2 separate regions of the Homo sapiens genome follow, and region 1 is linked to region 2. The links are chromatin loops, found by intact Hi-C in ENCODE. Cell type or tissue: CD14-positive monocyte. All regions are shown on one strand. Each heading gives the region's core, and the rest is flanking DNA. Links, peaks and the distances in the headings are about the cores only.

Evidence for each region. Hi-C counts contacts between places; a loop is a spot of excess contacts. Peaks named below come from ENCODE experiments on the same cell type or tissue, not always from the same donor. Only the 100,000 strongest peaks of a DNase experiment are listed, where the experiment ranks them.
Region 1: a loop joins it to region 2, with 3 times the contacts of the local background. A loop is called at or near these places in 3 of 110 quality-filtered maps.

What each region holds. Positions count from the first base shown.
Region 1 is chr21:33,032,826-33,042,424 of GRCh38, reverse strand. No RefSeq gene overlaps it. Among named protein-coding and RNA genes, the nearest start is that of OLIG2, 12 kb to the right of the region's middle. RefSeq lists enhancers at 1-427, 5,354-5,906, 5,907-6,460, 8,059-8,726, 8,727-9,395. In CD14-positive monocyte, for the core only: no CTCF peak of the experiment used is centred there; a DNase peak (open chromatin) is centred at 5,814; H3K4me3 peaks cover 1,378 bases; H3K27ac peaks cover 2,702 bases.
Region 2 is chr21:33,096,580-33,106,178 of GRCh38, reverse strand. No RefSeq gene overlaps it. Among named protein-coding and RNA genes, the nearest start is that of OLIG1, 31 kb to the right of the region's middle. RefSeq lists enhancers at 708-1,234, 9,419-9,599. In CD14-positive monocyte, for the core only: CTCF peaks have their summits at 4,507 and 4,710; a DNase peak (open chromatin) is centred at 4,748.

The DNA.
Region 1 (9,599 bases), core at 2,761-7,760, 65 kb after region 2:
ACCTGTGAAAGGGAAGTTGCGCACATTGCACCTGCTTCTCATTTTAAAGGAGGTAACACATGTAAAATGTAAAAGGCCCTACAGACTAGCAAGTGCTAGAAAAATGGACTATTCTTATTTAAAATTTCCCGTTTCCCCACAGCTCCTATAGAAATTCATTCCCTCTCCCTGAGAATGCAGGTTTCAGTCTGGGTTTGTGTTGTGGGTGGACTGTGAGTCAGAAGCTGTGGATGCAGAGCTCTTTGAGGGGGACCTCCCTTCCTCAGCCTGGTGTGACACAGACTACTTCTTGTCCCCAGTGTCTGCCCTCCCTTTTTAGTAAAGGTTTTAGCTAGCATGTGGCCACCCAGATGAAGCCCACATTTTCTGACCTGTGTTGCAGTTTGATGTGACCCTGTAGCTAGGTTCTGTCCCAGGGAATACAAGCAGAAGTGACGTATGCCATTCTTGGTTTGTACCTTAAAAGGAAGGAGAACTCTCCCTGCTCCATACTCCTTCCCAGAATATGGGCATGATGGCAGGCTTGGAGTAGCAAGATGGAGACTGTGTTGAGGATAGCAGAAAAATAAGAGGGAGGGAATTGGGTTGTTCATACCATGAAGCTTTCAAACCAACCCTGGGCCACCTCCCTGGACTGTAACTTTATCTAAGCTGCTGTCTTGGAACTTTCTTTGTTATGGTACCTAACCTGCATCCTCACCACTACGGCTTTGAAATGTCCTTCCCCATAGCCTACTTGCGATCCTCATGGCACCAGCCCTGTTGATCTCAAGTTCTCCCTCTTTCCTGCCTTCCCTCCTTCCCTTACAGGTAAAATTTACCTTTCCACGCTGTCAGTGCCCTACTTCATGTTATCACTAGTACTTTACAGACTAACCAGTGCCAGTGACTTGCTGTGTATTCCTTCCCAGGCAATGGGCGTTTATAGACTAACCAGTGCCAGTGACTTGCTGTGTATTCCTTCCCAGGCAATGGGCGTTTTGACAGGGCTCCCTGGAGACACTATGCTTATCCACACAGTGGCATCAACAGAAGGCATGCTGAGTGTGACAGACAGGCAGGTGGGGAGCTTCCAGCTTACTATAGACTGGACACCATTCTACATCAGTAATCCACATGCCAGCTTCCCAGTGCTCCTATATGAACACCAGGAAACTTAGACCAACTTTGAAGACCACAAGCCAGCCATACATCTGCTTATCTGTTTCAGAGAGTTGAGCATAGGGGTTGATAGTCCATACTGCTCTGTGTGCCTGGGTGCTTCTCTGTCTCTGCATGTATCTGGGGTGACTCTGGGGTGATGTCTCTGAGGTGCCACTCTCATCTCAGGGGACCTGGCTCCGAGTGAGTGAGTTCCAGTGCCCAGCTCTGGGGTCATGAGCTGGAGAAGCAGGCAGGGCTGCTTGGACAGGTTGGCCTGGCTCTGTAGGTAGAGTCCACAACTAAAGAGAGCCAGTGACCCCCACATTCCCTCCCAGGACATTGGGCCTTGAGCTGCTGGACCAGCCACACCTGCCTGAGCCTTTGCTTCAGGGTGGGATGGGAAGAGCAAACGTGATGGCTAATGTTGGTTTTCTTCTCATTTGTAGGGATACAGGGACAAACATCCCTTTGCAAACATGTTTCCAAAGGAATTTCTCTGTAGCTTCACTTTGTAGTTGTAAGAAAGCCTGGCGGATTTTTTGTTTGTTTTGGTTTGGTTTTGGTGTGGGGGGACAGGAGGGGTTGTTTTGCTTTCTCACTGATTCACTGGGATGCAGGGAAAGATTGAAGAGAAACTTGTCAGAGGGAAGGAAAGAAAAATTAGAACTATACTCAAAACACCACATCCTGGTCATAGGAGAAGACTAAATCTCCCTACCATAAAGACACATGTGTGCATATGTTCATTGCGGCACTATTCACAGTAGCGAAGACATGGAATCAACCTAAATGCCCATCAACAATGGACTGGATAGAGAAAATGTGGTACATATTCACGATGGAATATTATGCAGCCATAAAAAAGAATGAGATCATATCTTTTGCAGGAATATGGATGGAGCTGGAGGTCATTATCCTAAGCAAACTAACACAGGAACAGAAAGCCAAATACCACATGTTCTCACTTATAAGTGGGAGCTAAAAATTGAGTAAATATGAACACAAAGAAGGGAAAAACAGATACCAGGACCTACTTGAGGGTGGAGGGTGGGAGGAAAGAGAGGATAAAAAAAACTACCTATCCGGTACTATGCTTATTATCAGGGTGACAAAATAATCTGTACCTCAAACCCCCATGACATGCAATTTACCCATATGACAAACCTGCACCTGTATCCGAGTCTAAAATAAAAGTTAAAAAAATAAAAACATGAGGTGTGGCTTCTTTCTCTTAACAAAAAAAGATTAAATGTATGAATGAGGCCTGTGAGCTAACATGATAGAACAATATAGCAAGTGTCTCCCATTTTCTGACTTTCAATTGTATGAAAATACTTTTCAATTCTGTAACATGGCTCAAATAAACCCCTGATCATTATTCCCTTGCACCTTTGCCCTTGAATTGGGTAGAACAGACATGGCTGGCCTCCCCCAGGCCAGCCATCGCCTCTCCCTAGAGAAGCAGTGTTTTCATAGCGGGACAGCACTGGAAACAGGCGTTGGGCTCTGCATCCTGACCCAGGCGGGGCAGGCCGGGTGTTCTCACAGCCATCTGTTGCGGCCTGTAATGCATGAGCACATTAGCACATGGCCCGCCAGCAGCCTCAACATTGTTCTCCAGGCTGAGTTAGTTCAGCCAATCTCAACAAAGGGGACAGTTTTGCATTCAGGATAAATACAACCACTGAGGGTTTTTTTTTTTTTTTTAAGGATACTTAATGTTAAGGTTTTCACTGGCTGTCTGAATTGCAAGTTGCAACCACCTCCCACTCCCTCCAATATCATTCCCATTCTGTTAATGACATTGACATGGATGCTTTGTAGGAACTACTAAAGGAGATATTTATATGCTCCTCATTGGAAAGATTCATCCGATAGCATGTTTTAAAAATCCAAGGAGTTTGCTTCACAAAGGATTAGAACAAAGTGTCCAACCATGAATTCATTTAATGTTAAGGTCAGTCTTATGCCTCAAGCTCTGGATTTTTAGTGTGCGCAAAGACTACCCAAGGGACTTTGGGAGGCAGCTTTTGTTCACAGTGGCGAATGTTATATGTCAAGCTTTAGCAAATTTGTTGATAGTAACTGATAAATTATTTCAGAAAATCCCTTGTTTGCCCCACACCCCAGAACCAATAAAAGGCCAGCCTCCAAGATTTGGCAGGTTTTTAAAAAGCATTTTCTGGAAGGAAAATGAAGTTTGATGCTACACTTTTCACAGGATCAGATTTTTGCTTGTATTTTCTCATGTGAGAATCCTAATGAAGCTTTATGTCACTTGCATTCTAGTTACAAAACAGTTCAGTGGCAAAAATCACCTGCATGCATTCATTTCATTAGTTTAACAGATATTTATGGAGCACTTATTATGGGCTGGATACCATTGTACATCAGTGATCAATATAGACAAATATTTCTGCCCAGTGGAGCTTATATTCTAGTGTGGAAGACAGACAATAAACAACAAAATTAATCAGTAATAAATAGCATACGGGGAAAGGGAAATTGAGCAGGGCAAGGGAATTGAAAATGCCAGAGGAAAGTTGGAGTCTTAAAAGGGAAGGAGGGGCTGGGCGTGATGGCTCCCAGCACTTTGGGAGGCCGAGGCGGGTGGATCACCTCAAGTCAGGAGTTCAAGACCAGCCTGGCCAACATGGTGAAACTCCATCTCTACTAAAAATACAAAAATTAGCCAGGTGTGGTGGTGCACGCCTGTAATCCCAGCTACTTGGGAGGCTGAGGTAGGAGAATCACTTGAACCTGGGAGGCAGAGGTTGCAGTGAGCTGAGATTGTGTCATTGCACTCCAGCCTGGGTGACAAGAGCGAAACTGTCTCAAAAAAAAAAAAAAAGGAGGTGAAATTATGATCTCAGTTTACAGAGCCTCCATATTCCAAAATTCTTTTTGGAATAAAAGTTAAAAAAAAAAAACATGAGGTATGACTTCTTTCTCTTAACAAAAAAAGATTAAATATATGAGTGAGGCCCACGAGCTAACACGTTAGAACAATATAGCAAGTGCCTCCCATTTTCTGACTTTCAATTGTATGAAAATACTTTTCAATTCTGTAACATGGTTCAGACAAACCCCTCAAATTCTTTTTGGACTATGGAAGCTCGGTAAATTGTGAGCTTGGTACCTTCCCTACATAAAGTTTTTTCCCCTTTAAGTTCAAGTTCAAATGGAAAAGACAACTTGATCACCCCACTCCAATCAGGGTCCATTTCAAAGCTCTTAAATGTTGAGGACAAGCATGTTTTTAAAGCAGTTTCTCTGTATGTTTCTAACCTGCCTAAAGCAGGGGATGGGGTAATGTGGTGGCCATCAAGTTCAGATGTACCTGATGCAGCTGCTGTCACTGAGTGTTCTCCACATCCACCTGGCACATTAAACGTGTACTGGATAAAAGGCTGAGAAGATGAACTACAGGAGTAAGGATAGCAGTTTTTCCACTACACCTAGCCCCAGATTTATGTGGGATCTTCACTATGTAGTTTAGTGCCCACTTCTTAAAATGCGTCTCTTAACTATATCATAATGAGGATCTGAACAAGTTACAAGTTAGTTGGTCATTTCCTTTCCAAGTCACAACTGATGAAAGTCTGGCTGGATATTGAATAAGGGAATCACTCACAATACACTACCTACTTCAGCCAGGCATCTCGCAGAGATTCTGGCTCCCTAAGACCCAAAGGCAGAGATTTGTTCAGGCATCCTGATCTGCTGGGGGCACTGTGCAAGTTCTGGGACATTTGTTATGGGGTTCTTGACACACACCTGTGGCAGGGAGGACATGAAATACATTCTACAAGTGGCAGGGTGGACTTCAGGGTTGTAAAAAGTCACAGAGAATCGTAACTTGAAATGTCCTTTGCCAAGCTTTTCACTTTGTAGATGAGTAGATAGAGGCCCAGAAAGGTCAAGCAACTCGCTGGAGGATGCTCAACCTGGTCAGAGACGTAGATTTTTAAACTCCTGGAACAGGCCTCTTTTCACTGTGGCAGGTTGTATACCAGGACCTGAGGAGTTACTTAGAAGTGAACGAAATCACCAACAGATGAATGGATAAACCAAATGTGGCAGACACCCACAACAGAATATGATTCCACTGGAAGAAGGAATGAAGTAAGGATACATGCAACAACGTGGCTGAACCTCAAAAACATTATGCTAAGTGAAAGAAGCCAGTCACAAAAGGCCACATATTTTATGACTCCGTTTATATGAAGTATCTAGAATCAGTGAATCCATAGACACAGAAAGTAGATTGGTAGGGGTAGGGATGGGGGAGTGAGGAGGAACTGCTCAGTGGGTCCAGGTTTTACTTTGCAGCGATGAAAATGTTTTGGAATGAGACAGAGGTGGTGGCTGCACGACATTGTCAATGCCCCTGAAACTGTTCACCTTAAAATGGTTAACTTTGTGTGACATGCATTCGACCTTAATTAAAACAAACAAAAAAAAATAGTGAATGAGGTAGGAAGAGCTGACGGGTTAAACACAAAAAGGTGGGTGATGACAAGCAAATTGGCTGTGGAGGGTGGTGAAGGGAGAGGGGCAAAGAAGGCAAGCCCAGGGTGGGGCGGGGGAGTGTGGCCTCCTGGCTGTGCTGGTCTTATGGGCTGCCTGCCCCTGCTGTGGTCGCCTGCCAGCACCCGGCTGCACTAAGTCATTTCCTTCCTGTGCTGACTAAGCCACGCTGTCCTCCAGTGTCTTCATTAGCAACTGCTGCCTTTGCCTGAACAGCCCAGAGAGGTCAGAGCTGGAACTGATGGGGAGCCCCATGCCCAGCTCCCAGGAGGCCCCACCACTCTTCTTCCCGAGGCTCCCAGCTGCAATTCCAGAACAAGCAGATCCTTAGCTCTCCAGCTCACCCCTTACACTGGGCATCTGAGGGGCACAGATGGAGGGAACAGCAGGCCTGGCCCTGAGAGGGGGGACTCTCCTCAATGGGGGGATGGGGGGATGGGACCGTGAGGCTGGGGCTTGGGCTTCACAGGCAACTTTTCCTTCAATCAGTTCCTTTCTGATCCTGGCTCCCTCCTTTAAAAGGATTCAGGTCTGGGCCAGGCGCGGTGCCTCACGCCCGTAATCCCAGCACTTTGGGAGGCCAAGGTGAATGGGTCACCTGAGGTCAGGAGTTCAAAACCAACCCGGCCAACATGGTGAAACCCTGTCTCTACTAAAACTACAAAAATTAGCTGGGCGTGGTGGCGTGCACCTGTAATCCCAGTTACTTGGGAAGCTGAGGCATGAAGATGGCTTGAACCCAGGGCAGGGTTGCAGTGAACTGAGATCGTGCCACTGCACACTCCAGCCTGGGTGACAGAGTGAGACTCCATCTAAAAAAAAAAAAAAAAAAAAAAAAAAAAGACCCAGGTCTGTTTTCCATGTAGAGCATGGGCCCTCCTCGTCCACAATGCAATGCAAAGGATATTCCCAGAGAACTAACCGTGCATCATGCTCAGTACCAGGCACCCCAGGGCATGCAAAGGTGAGAACAGAGGCCTTGCCTTGCGTTGGGGGGGTTTGGGAAGTGGAACCTGTACAGAGCTCAGGGACAGTGCTGAGTTGTTCCTTGGCGCCCCGAGGCATACAGACCCCTTGTGATGCTGCAGGACAGATCATGTCACCCAGAGTAACAGAGACCATACCTTGTAGGACCTCCCAGAAGATTCAATGGGATGACACTCATGCAGTCAGGCACCTTCTTCTGCTTAATTGGATATGCGTGGTGTGCCAGGTTCTCCCTCTCAGGCCAGATGGCCTGTGAAGATGGTACTAGCATCACCCCTACTTTACAGATAAGGAAGCCAAGGCTAAGAAAGCTCATGTCTCTTGTCCAAGGTCACTCAGCTGGCAGAGCTTGGCCAAGGCAGCATACCACCCCACACCCAACTGCCTCTTCATGGTCTCCATGGTGACTGCCCCACTATGACCTACAGATTCCTGGCTGCTTGGGTTGGGGGAGCCTCAGCTGTGGGAGTCCACACCCAGCAGCAGCTGCACTCTGGGCAGGTCCTTGGGCCCAGGGCATCCATTCACTGCTGGCACCATGCAGAGGGCGACTCCTGGGATGTTTCATTTAATCCTCACAGCAGCACAGTTGTCAGGTGCTACTATTAATTACTCTATTTACATAAGAAGAGAGGATCAGGAAGGTCTCGTAACCTGGATCACTGTAGTATAGGGCTTTGGTCTGAATCCAGCTGCCTTGGATAGAATCAAAGTGCTCACCATCCTTTAGGCCTCAGTATCCCCCATCAATGAAGGATTCAGGACTTTTACACTTCCACCTTGTTCCCCACACTCTCCAAACCTCCTGACTTGCACTGTGCCACTCGTTCATTCGTTCATTCATTTTTTTGTGAGTCCTTATATCTAGCAGGTACCCTGAAGGTACAAGGATGTCCAAACCACAGTTTCCACCCTAGGGAAGCCCCACAACCAAGGACAACTCCTTTCTAGAACTGTCTAAACTCCGCTTCAGCAGAGGCCAGTGAATTCTCTTAGTGCACGGAGGACACACGGAGGAGGGCTGTTCTCACCCATCACAGCCTCCCTGCCAGCAGGGGCTCCCAGGACCTCTGCTCTGAGGTGGACCAGGACACCCAGAGGGCTCGGGTATTGGGGCAGAGCCTGATTGGCCCACGGAGCTTCCAAGATCACCCATTATGGCTCTATTCTACAGTTGAAACATGTTCAGAGTTTCAAAGAGGCCACTCCAGCCCTGTTCTGAAAAACAAGCTTCTACTGCCAAATCTGAGGATGAAGGAGAGAGAATTGCTCGTGGTCCTGTTTGGACTGCACTGCACCTGTGGCCCTTGCTCTGGGCTCCAGAACTTTTGCCTAGAAAGCAGAGGTGTCTGAGAGCCGGGCTGGTCTGGGAGGGAGGCAGAGGAAAAGGTGAGGCCAGGCATACAAAGCTTAAAAGATCCCCAGCTCTCAGGTCAGCCAGGGTAGGGATGGTAAACCAGGATGCTTGCGGTCCAAGGACACCGGGTCACAGGGCCTCCAGGACTCAGCAGGGCTCAGTAGGGCTCAGGAGGGCCGGAGGGAGGCGGTCCAGAGAGGCCGCTGCTTTGCAGTTCTAGGCCCTTGCGTGTGCAAGCACCGGTGTGCGTGGATCTGTGAGCGCGAACTCAGGTGCGTGAGTCCCCTGTGCGAGAGCCTGTGCACGTGGACTCAGGTGTTTGGAGCTGATGTGCAAAAGCCCGTAGCGGGTCTGTGATTTTGGGCTCGGGTGCATGGACCTGGGTGCTCCTTGGGAGGCTGTTTGGGCCCCATGCGCATGTAGGCGGTTCTGGAGAGCTCTGCGTGTCTCCTTCTTGGGGGACCTCCAACCGTTCCCACAACCAGTGGACGGATTGTGGCCGCACCGACGCTGCAATGTCGCCAAAGGAAAACTGCGCGCGTCCAAGCCAGCTGCTTCAATCCTGGCGGATGCGGGCCGTGCCGGGGTCTCCAGCCGGTGGGGTGGGCCTGCGCGTCTCCCGTTAGCCTGTGCGGGGTCGGGGAAGCGAGGGCCGGAGAGGACACCAGCGCGCAGTTCAGAGCGGGTTCCTTAAGCAGTCTTCCCCCAGAGCTGCAACGTGGCTGCCCGAGGACCCCAAATAAAGACGCGGCCTCCTCACCCAGAGCCCTGCCAGATCGTCCTGGTGGACCGCGCCCGCTTTCAGGGTTTGCAAACTGAAGGCCCGCTCGCGTGTCTGCAGGGCCCTCGGTGTGCTGTAAAGGAGGGTCTGAGGTCCCCCTGGCAGGAGAGCGCGCACTCGCAGCAGCCGCGGGACTGGCGCAGGTATCATCCTGGTTCCTGCAGGCCTTTCAGTTGGCGACCCTTTTCCTAGTGACTGCCCGAGGTGTGGAAGGCACAACGGGGCAGGGGATGTGGCCCGGGATTCCGGCTGCGGCCCTAGGCCGGCAGGAGCGGCAGCTGTCTTGGCACTAACGACGGTCCCTCGCGGGGCGTGCGGGCCGCCCTAATGAGGCTCCGCCGCGGCTCACCTGCTCCGGCCCTTCCTCCGCCCGCGCCGCGCGCCCACCCGCGCCCGCTAATTGCTAAAGCCTGTGAGCCCCGCCCGCCGCCCAGATGGGGGAGTCGGGGACAGATGGGGTCCAGGCATGGGGGGAAGCACTAGGAGCGCCACCTAAGGGGGCCGGGGTGGGGGACAGGGGGTGGCAGCAGAGGATTCCCGGGGCGGCAGCTGAGCCAGAGTCTGGGGACTGCTGGAGTGCGGGCCAGGTGGCCTCTTGGGGTGGGCCCTGGATTACAACAACCTTGCCACCTTCATTTACTGGCTGTGTCCCCTGAGCAAGTCACTTAGCCTTTCTGTGACTCAGTTTCCTTACTTGTAAGACGGGACAATAATAGCACCCTCCTCAAATGGTTGTAGTGAGAATGGAATGAACTGAGGCTCTTAAAGCTCTCTGTGCCCCGCCTTACCCCGGCTAAACCT
Region 2 (9,599 bases), core at 1,719-6,718:
AAACAAAGAAAAACAGAATGAGGCTTTCCTGCAATGGCAACATCATTTTGAATCTGATCCAATGGGAGTGAGAGGGAGATTGTGGCGATGACTTTCCTGGCTGGCTAGATGGGTGGTAGTTTGGTCCACAGAAACAGGGGAAGATGGAAAGGGCCCAGGTTTGTGGGATAAATGATCTTGAACTTTGTTTTGGATATTTTGAGTATAAGCTGCCTTTAAAACATCCAGCAGGTGTGGGCTAGGTTGTTGAATACCTGATCTCTGAAGGTGGAGATTAGCATTTGCAAGTGGTGGTCACATACACTGCAGTTTGAGCCCCAGCAGGGAGACTGCCCAGAAAGAACTAGAGTGAAAAAGGAGGGATCCTGAGCTCTAATATTTACATGCCCTGTGGAGAATCAACTTATGAACAAAAGCCTGAGAAGATGTAGCCAAAGAAGTAGGAAGAAAACCAGGAGAACGTGGAGTCACAGAATTCAAGACCATACAATATTACAGTTAGGCAGGGCGGGTTATTAATGGCCAGTTCTGCTGGGGAAGATGAAGGCTGGAAAGACCCTTGGATTTTGCGGCTTGGAAGCACGTGGGCCACTTAGGTGGAGGGGACTGTGTGGACAGGGAGGAAATGGAGGCAGGAAGTGCAGATAATACAAGGAGAAGCTCGCCTGGGAAGGATGGAAGCTGCTTGCTGGAAGTGGAAGTGAGGTGAAGGGAGAGCATTTGCTTTTTTATTTTTTTATTTTTTTTTCCGATTTTAAGGTGGAAGAAAATGCCTGTGTTTCAATGATGGGGGAGGGTTCCACAAAAGCAGGAGATGTTGAAGCCAGAGAAGACAGCTAGGATGATTTGCAGGTGACTCAGGAAATGGGAGGGCTGAGGACTCAACCAGGTGGCATCATTTGACCTGGGCTGGAGGAGAAAATTCCATTCTTATGGAAATGGAGGGACCCAGGAGAGGCTAGGGCAGAGGCAGGAAAGTACTGGGGGCTGGGGATGGGAAAATGAGGCCGTTGAGGCTGTTTTTCTCTGAAGCCTTCTATTTTCTCTACTAAGCAGCAGAAAGGTCATTTGCTGAGAGTGACAGGGAGGTAAGGGGCAGTGGTTTACAGAGAGCAGAGAAGGTCATGAAAGGTACCGCACAGAGTGAGAGTGCTCGCTAAGCAGTGAACCATTTTAGGGTTGCTGGCAGAGTTGAGGGGTGGGCAGATAATTGTAAATCAGAATCCCGATCAGATTCATGCTCAGCAGAGTGTACCTTCTTGGGAATAAACCCAGACAACTTGGTGCCTGGTTTTCGAACACTCCTTGTCCCCAGGCTATAATGGGTGAAATGGTGGCTTCCAGAAAGACATGTCCCTGTCTCAACCTCTGGAACCTGTGAATGCGCCCTCATTTGGAAAAAATAATGCAGAGATAAGCAAGTTAAACATCTCAAGATGAGATCCTCCCGGATCATCCAGTTGGGCTCTAAGTCCAGTGATAATTGTCTTCATAAGATATACACAGAAGAGAGACACAGGGAGAAGAGAAGAAAGCCCTGTGAAGGTGGAGGCAGAGATTGGAGTGATGTGGCCACAAGCCAAGGAATGCCAGGATCCACTTCCAGAAGCTGGAAGAGAAAAGGAAGCATCCTCCCCTAGAGCCTTCGGAGGGAAAGAGGCCCTGCCTTCTGCAATTTGCGCTTCTAGAACTGTGAGAGAATACATTTGTGTTGTGTAAGCTACCAAATTTATGGTACTTTGTTATGGCAGTCAAAGGAAACGGATACACAGCCCTTTCCATGGCACCCTCTCCTATAGCTTGTGGGGCAGCACCCTTCCTGCTCCCCACTTCCCTGCTTTTGGGGTGGTTCTTCAACCCTAAGCCATGCTTCCTTTGAGAGAGGCTGTGGCCTGTGGCCTGAAGTCCCTGCTGTCTCCTGGCTCCCGGTTTCCTAGCTATGTGACCTTGGGCAAATTCAGTTGCAACTGGAACAAAATAGCTACTGCCCGCTCCTGGAGATTTCCTGGAGGGATCAGTCAAAACTGCTCCCACATTGCTTCTCTGTAAAATTTGTTTGCGATTTCTGCTCTAAATTCCCAAGCTGCTCCTACCTCTTCATTGCCATTCTCCTTCATGGGGCGTCATTCATTTCAGAGGTGCTGAAAAGGCATTTCTTTGGACCACCCGGCTCTGGGTGCTCAGTGCAGCTTCCCGGGGACTCCATTATGTGTGCCTTTGGTGACAGCGTCCTTTTAGAAACCACAACACAGAGAATAGTACATTGCCAGGGTTTCCAAGGATGTTGCTTTGTCTTAAGAGCAAGGTTGATCTTCTATAGAAAGGACCAGGAATAGACTTGACTTCATTTCCTTTTTCTTTCCAACTCCAGTTCTCTCTCTCTCTCTCTCTTTTTTTTTTTTTTTTGAGAAGGGGATCTTGCTCTGTCTCCCAAACTGGTGTGCAGTGGCACAATCACAGCTCACTGCAGCCTCAACCTCCTGGGCTCAAGAGATCTTCCCACCTCAGCCTCCCAAGTACCTGGGACTAGAGGTGCACACCATCATGCCCTCCTAATTTTGATGTTTTTTTTTGTATAGAGAAGGTCTCATCATCTTGTCCAGGCTGGTCTCAAACTCCTGACCTCAAGTGATCCTCCTGCCTCAGCCTTCCAAAGTGTTGGTATTATAGGTGTGAGCCACCAGGCTGGCCTCCAACTCCAGTCCTCTTAAAACTCGTCCCTAGAGCACTGAGAGTGCTTCCTGCCTAGCTTTGTGGGTATGGTTTAAATCTTGGGCCGAAAAGCAAAAATTTTAGAGCTCCAGCTGGTGTGTCCCGGAGGGGTCACAGGTGTGCCTGAAAACCTGCTCCCTCAACTCCAGTGATCGACTTGCACTCAAAGTCCCACATCCAAGCCAACTGGGACAGTCAGTCACCCCGTCCTCAGCCTGAAGCCAGGTCTGTATGCTCTGCAAAAGTCATGTTTCTCTGTGTGCTAAGATGGGGGGAGAAAAAACCCCAACCTTCACCTCCACCTTTTTCTAGTTACAAAGAAGGCGAATTTCGGTTGGAGAGTGGCCCTTCCCTTTTGTGACTTCATCTCTCTGCTCTCTCTTCCCCCCGGGGTTGTGGAAGGCAGCATCAGGGCTGTTTTCTTTCTCTAAAAAAGTTCCATCTTTTCTCATTGTAATAATAATACATGATCATTGTAGATGCTTTAGGCAATAAAAAATGTAAAGAACTAAATTAAATTCACCAATAATTTCACCAGCCAGGGTGATGATAATGAGGATGAAGATGATGAAAATGATGATAATTAGCACTTATTGACTGTTTTATGTGGTGCTGTTCTAAGTTTTTATGGGTAGTAAAACACTTAATCTTCAAAAGAACCCCCTGCTTTTTTTTTTCTTTTTTCTTTTCTTTTCTTTTCTTTTTTTTTTTTTTGAGGTGGAGTCTCACTCTGTCGCCCAGGCTAGAGTGCAGTGGCATGATCTCGGCTCACTGCAACCTCCGCCTCCCGGGTTCCAGCATTCTCCTGCCTCAGCCTCCTGAGTAGCTGGGACTACAGGTGCATGTCACCACACCCAGCTAATTTTTCATATTTTTAGTAGAGACGGGACTTCACCGTGTTAGCCAGGATGGTCTTGATCTCCTGACCTCGTGATCTGCCCGCCTCGGCCTCCCAAAGTGCTGGGATTACAGGCTTGAGCTACCATGCCCAGCCAAGAACCCTTTTTTTACTGGTGGGAAACCAAGGCACTGAGAGTTTAAATAAATTGCCCAAGACCTCAAGATCGCTATTTGATTTTCAGACCCATATTTGAAACTGCACAGCATGCCTCAAGATAGCAGAGAACTGCGCTGGGGCTCTGTCTTCCGCAGTTCCTAAATTATGTCCTGCCAGAGCCCTGGCGTCCTTTGGGCCACACTCAAGTGTCCTAATGAAAAATGGATGGCTGTGGTCTTTGCCCCCAGCTCACTGAGACTGTTGAGGGCAAGGAAACAGCCCCCACCCCCCTGGCTTTTTTCTTGCTCAGTTTTACTTCCAAGCTCTGTTTTCTTAAATCTTTGTAGTCGTGGCCACATTTATAAACTCAAATGTGACATTAAACGGCATCTAATTTGACACTAAATAGTATGCTTAGTAGTTTTTGCTATCATTAAACTGTGTTTCTTGGGGTTCCACAAACAGCCTGCTGACCTCCCATCCCCCTAGCAGGAGGCTGGAGGATGGGGCCTCCCCGCAGAGCCTGGAGCGTCCCAGGGGCTTCTTCTGGGACCTGTCCTCCTGCTTCCCCGCTCCTTTCAGGCCGCCCTGCCACCTGCCCGGCCTGGGGGATGAATGGGAGCTGTCAGCCTCTGGGCAGAGTTATGGAGGCCCACGGGCCACTGGTTGCCTAAGGAACCGGCCCAGGCGCCTCTCATCCCTCCGGCGTCCTCGCTCCCAAGTCCCTTCAGCTCCCACTTGAGTCTTTGTCTCTCTCTCTGGACACCCCAGGCCACAGGCCGAGGTGAAGATCCTGCCCCTGGTTCTGTTGTTCTCAGTGGGCGCCGCCTTCTCGGCCCCCTCCCTGGCCCAGATGACAGCACTTAGTGACCTTTCACACGAGCACTTCAGGCCTTTGTGTGGGGCAATTGGGCTTCCTGCTCTTTCTGTGAGCGGACACGGATGACAGCATTACAACTGTCAGCCCGCCGGGGCGCAGCGGGAGCCATGGGCCGGCAGGGCAGCCCGGGTCCACGCGGCGGCAGTCACAGCCGCAGCAGGGGCGGATAGAGGAAGCTGGGACCATGGTTGGCCCCCTCACGCCCAGCTCGGGGTGACTCAGGCCTCAGGGGAGCGTGTGCATGGAGGCTCTGGAGAGCAGCACCCCCACCTCCAAGGAGGAGCTGTGCATATTCAGTGCCACCTGCCTGTTGCAGAGGAAGGCCACATGTCCCAAGGTGACTCCTGCCCACCTCTGTGGACACAGACTCGGGGCTGCTCCTGGTTATGACTTAGGTGTGCGACTCCACAAGGAAGTCATCTCATCTCTTTATGTATTTATTTTTCTCTCTATATATATTTTTGAGACAGTGTCTTGCTCTTTTGCCCAGACTGGAGTGCAGTGGCTGCGATCAGGGCCACTGCAGCCTCAACCTCTTGGGCTCAAGCGATCCTCCCACCTCAGCCTCCCAAGTAGCTGGGATTACTGGTGTGTGCCACTATGCCAGGCTAATTTTTGTTGTTGTTGTTATAGAGACAGGGTTTCACCATGTTGCCCAGGCTGGTCTCAAACTCCTAGGCTCAAGCAATCCTCCCTCCTTAGCCTCCTAGAGTGCTGGGATTATAGGCGTCAGCCACTGTGTCAGGCCCATCTCATCTCTTTTGACAGTTAGTCGCATAGTTTTCCTTGTTCCAGGTCTATTAGGAAGGAAATATAAAATACCTTCAGCTCCCTGGAGAAAAGCCCTATGTGGAATCCAGACTACAATAAATACAAACTAGAGTGCTACTACTGACTGCATTACTCCTACTATGATTATTACTATTCTCAGAATTCCTCAGAGCCTTGCATTTCCTGATGCTCTGATGGAATATTAAAACTAAGGGAAAGGAAATGGAATAATACAGCCCATATAATTCCAGCTACGTGAAAAATCGAGTTGTGTGTTCGATTATATATGTGTAGAATAAACAACGGGAAGGAAGCACTACTCACTGTTCACAGTCATTATCCCTGGGAGGTGGGTTATACATGACATAGAGTTTCTTTTTCTATTTCAGTATGTATTTGAATTTGATATGAACCTGCATGTCTTTTATAATCAGAAAGAAACAGTAAATGTTTTAAAAATATGCTCATTTGGGAGAGTAGGGAAGGGGGAATAGTTAATGGGTACAAATATTAGAATAAATAAGACCTAGTATTTGCTATCACATCAGGATGGCTACAGTAAAGAATAATTTAATTGTATGTTTTTAAATAAAAGAGTATAATTGGATTGTTTATAACACAAAGGATAAATGGATACCCTATTTACCCTGATGTAATTATTATGCATTGCAGGCCTGTATCAAAATATCTTATGTAATCCATATATACACCTATTATGTACCCACAAAAATTAGAAATAAAAGTTTTTAAAATGCTCATTTATATTTTGTGTGATTGTAAAAGACCCTAGGAATGTTCTGTATTTCTCTTCTGTTTGCTTGAAAATGAAGCAATTGCTGCCTTCCTAGAAGCCGAGGGTAGGTTGTTTAAGAGAGGAAGTCTGACCTGACGTACACATCCACCTTCAAGAAATAACTTCAAAAAGGGCTAAGAGGCTGGTGCGGTGGCTCACGCCTGTAATCCCAGCACGTTCAGAGGCCGAGGCGGGTGGATCACCTGAGGTCAGGAGTTCGACCAGCCTGGCCAACATGGTGAAACCCCGTCTCTACTAAAAATAGAAAAATTAGCTGGGCGTGGTGGCGAGCACCTGTAATCCCAGCTACTCAGGGAGGCTGAGAGGGGAAAAATCACTTGAACCTAGGAGGCGGAGGTTGCAGTGATCGGTGATCAGTGTGGGCAACAGAGCGAGACTCCGTCTAAAAAAAGGGCCAAGAAAGGAACTGGAGTTTGCTCTCCTCCTACCTAAGGTGATGAAAGGCAGACATGGCATATTTTCTGTGCCTTATCCTGCCTTGGAATAATCTAGCAAGTTGTTTTGCAGGGGGCAATCTTTTTCTTTCTAATTTGGTGCTAAGGGAATGGGCAGAATAAGTCCCCGTGTGAGTGCAGATGCCTCAACTTTGTGCAGTTGCCATTCGTGCCCCGAGAGTGTGGTCTCATTGCATCATCACCAGGAGGACCCCTCTGCCCAAGGGTGCCCCAAGAAGCACATACTGAAGGCACGTGTGGAACTCTGGTTAGCATCACTTCCATTTCTGGTAAATAAGAAACCTGGGCCCTTCTGCTGTTTCAGGCAACCCTTAGTGAACTCACGGGCATTTTTTCCTTTTTTTTTTGAGACAGAGTGTCACCCTGTCCCCCGGCTGGGGTACAGTGGCACGATCTCAGCTCATTGCAATCTCCACCTCCTGGGTTCAAGCGATTCTTGTGTCTCAGCCTCCCAAGTAGTTGGGATTACAGGCACATGCCACCATGCCTGGCTAATTTTTGTGTTTTTAGTAGAGACGGGTTTTCACCATGTTGGACATGCTGGTCTCGAACGCCTGATCTCAGGTGATCCGCCTGCCTCGGCCTCCCAAAGTGCTAGGATTACAGGCGTGAGCCACTGTGCCCGGCCAGAATTTTTTGCATTTTAGTAGAGATGGGGTTTCACCATGTTGTCCAGGCTGGTCTCGAATTCCTGAGGTCAGGCAATCCACACGCCTCGGCCTCCCAAACCGCTAGGATTACAGGAGTGAGCCATCGCACCCAGCTGCGTTTTTTAAATCTTCGTCTCATACATCCTCCTCAGTCTTCTAAGAACGTAGACGGGCAATTTGCAATCAACTGAAATCAAAAAGTCTCGTTTTAAGTGTCATAATGATACGGTGCAAACCTAGAAGGCTATCGTTGGGGAGTATTTTTCTTGGTCACACTGGATGTTGGGCAAGTTACCAAGGCCCCCAGACACTTCAGCTTGTCCGACCTTAGAGCCTGCATTTACATTGATTAGTGAATCGCTCAAAAGAAAGCCACAGGCCATTGCACATTAGCTTTGTCTGGTGACAGAGGAGTTGATCCATGCTCTACCTCTCCCTCACAAACTCACCTCTCCCAGCCTTTTTCCTCGATTGGATTGGTTTGACATCTGATTGCAACGTCTTTACAGATGATCAATCTATTCTTTTCAAGGGGCAAATCAAACTCAGAAAATCTCTGTCAACGCAAGAAGGCAATGACAAAAAAGGAAGAGAAATGCTTTAAACCCAAAAGTAGGACTTTGAGAAAAGGCAAGTTGCAGAAGCAAGTGGTCCCGGGACCCAGGCTCATCAGGACGGGGTGAGATGCCTGTCTTGCAGAGGCCCAAACACCAAAGATTTATGATACCTTTTCCTTCATTTTGGCCTCAGAAAAATCCCCTCTTCTCCCTTTAAAGTCATTTCCCAAATGCTCACCAAAGCCTCTCAAAAAATTTTTTTAAAAAAATAAAATAGAGATTTTATTGTAAAAGCAATTTGTGTTAATTGTAAAAAAAAAAAAAAAAAAAAAGTCAGTTAGTACCAAGGAAAAAATAAAAATCAACCAAGTCCCACCATTTGGAGAAAAATACTGTTAACATTTGGCTGACATTTTCTCAAACATTTCTCTTTTTACACATTGAATTCTACAAATTGCTATAGGCTTCTTTCTGTATCTGTCTCTCTAATCAACTAAAGCTCCAGATCATTATTTCAAATCATTTCAGATTATTTCAAATTCAGATCATTATAATGATTGCATAGTATTTCATTATAAGTTCATAGCAAAGTTTGTTAAGCTTATCCCATAAGGATAGTCATTTTAGCTAATTCCTATTTGGTTTTAACATTAAAAGAAACTGGCCAGGTACAGTGGCTGAAGCCTGTAATCCTAGCACTTTGGGAGGCCAAGGCAGGAGGATTGCTTGAGCCCAAGAGTTTGAGACCAGCCTGGGAAACAAAGCTAGACATTGTCTCTACAAAAATTTTTAAGAATTATCTGGGTGTGGCTGGGTGCGGTGGCTCATGCCTGTAATCCCAGCACTTTGGGAGGCCGAGGCGAGCGGATCATGAGGTCAGGAGATCGAGACCATCCTGGCTAACACGGTGAAACCCTGTCTCAACTAAAAATACAAAAATCAGCTGGGCATGGTGGTGGGTGCCTGTAGTCCCAGCTACTCGGGAGGCTGAGGCAGGAGAATGGCGTGAACCCAGGAGGTGGAGCTTGCAGTGAGCCGAGACTGCAGCCACTGCACTCTAGCCTGGGTGACAGAGCAAGACTCCATCTCAAAAAAAAAAAAAAAAAAAAAAGAATTATCTGGGTGTGGTGGGGCGCATCTGTAGTCCCAGTTGCTCAGGAGGCTTAGGCAGGAGGATCGCTTGATCCCAGGAGCTCCAGGCTGCAGTGAGCTATGATTGTGCCCTTGCACTTCAGCTGGGCCGCAGAGTGAGACTGTCTTGGGGAAAAAAGGAGAAACTTTGTGATGAATGTCCTGATACAAAGATCTTTAAGCTCTTTTGCTATGCCTACGAAGAATAAATTATTTGAAGAAAGATTGTAGGTTCAAAGGCTGGGCTCATTAATCATTTATATAATATATAATGTATATAATATATAATACATTATCTATTATAAACTAGAAATACATAAAATTTGCAAGGGACTTTTATGGACCCGAAAAGTTTAGATGTATTCAGTCCTTGGGCATTGGACAGAGGCCAGCATGTCTTTTAGTTACTATACTTAATTTTTACATTCAACCTGTGGGTACTGGAAATTCCCTGGGGACCCACTCTCAGTAAGTGCCTCAACCCCTCTAAACCCTGCAACAGGCTTCTATCCCCCAAACCTCTTAGGAGAACTGCCTTTTCGGTGGGGAGCAAAGAAGGAAACAAGCCTTCATTAACAAAGAAGGAAAGAGGAACTGGCTTGTATTGAAAAACAGCTCGGCTGGGCTCCATG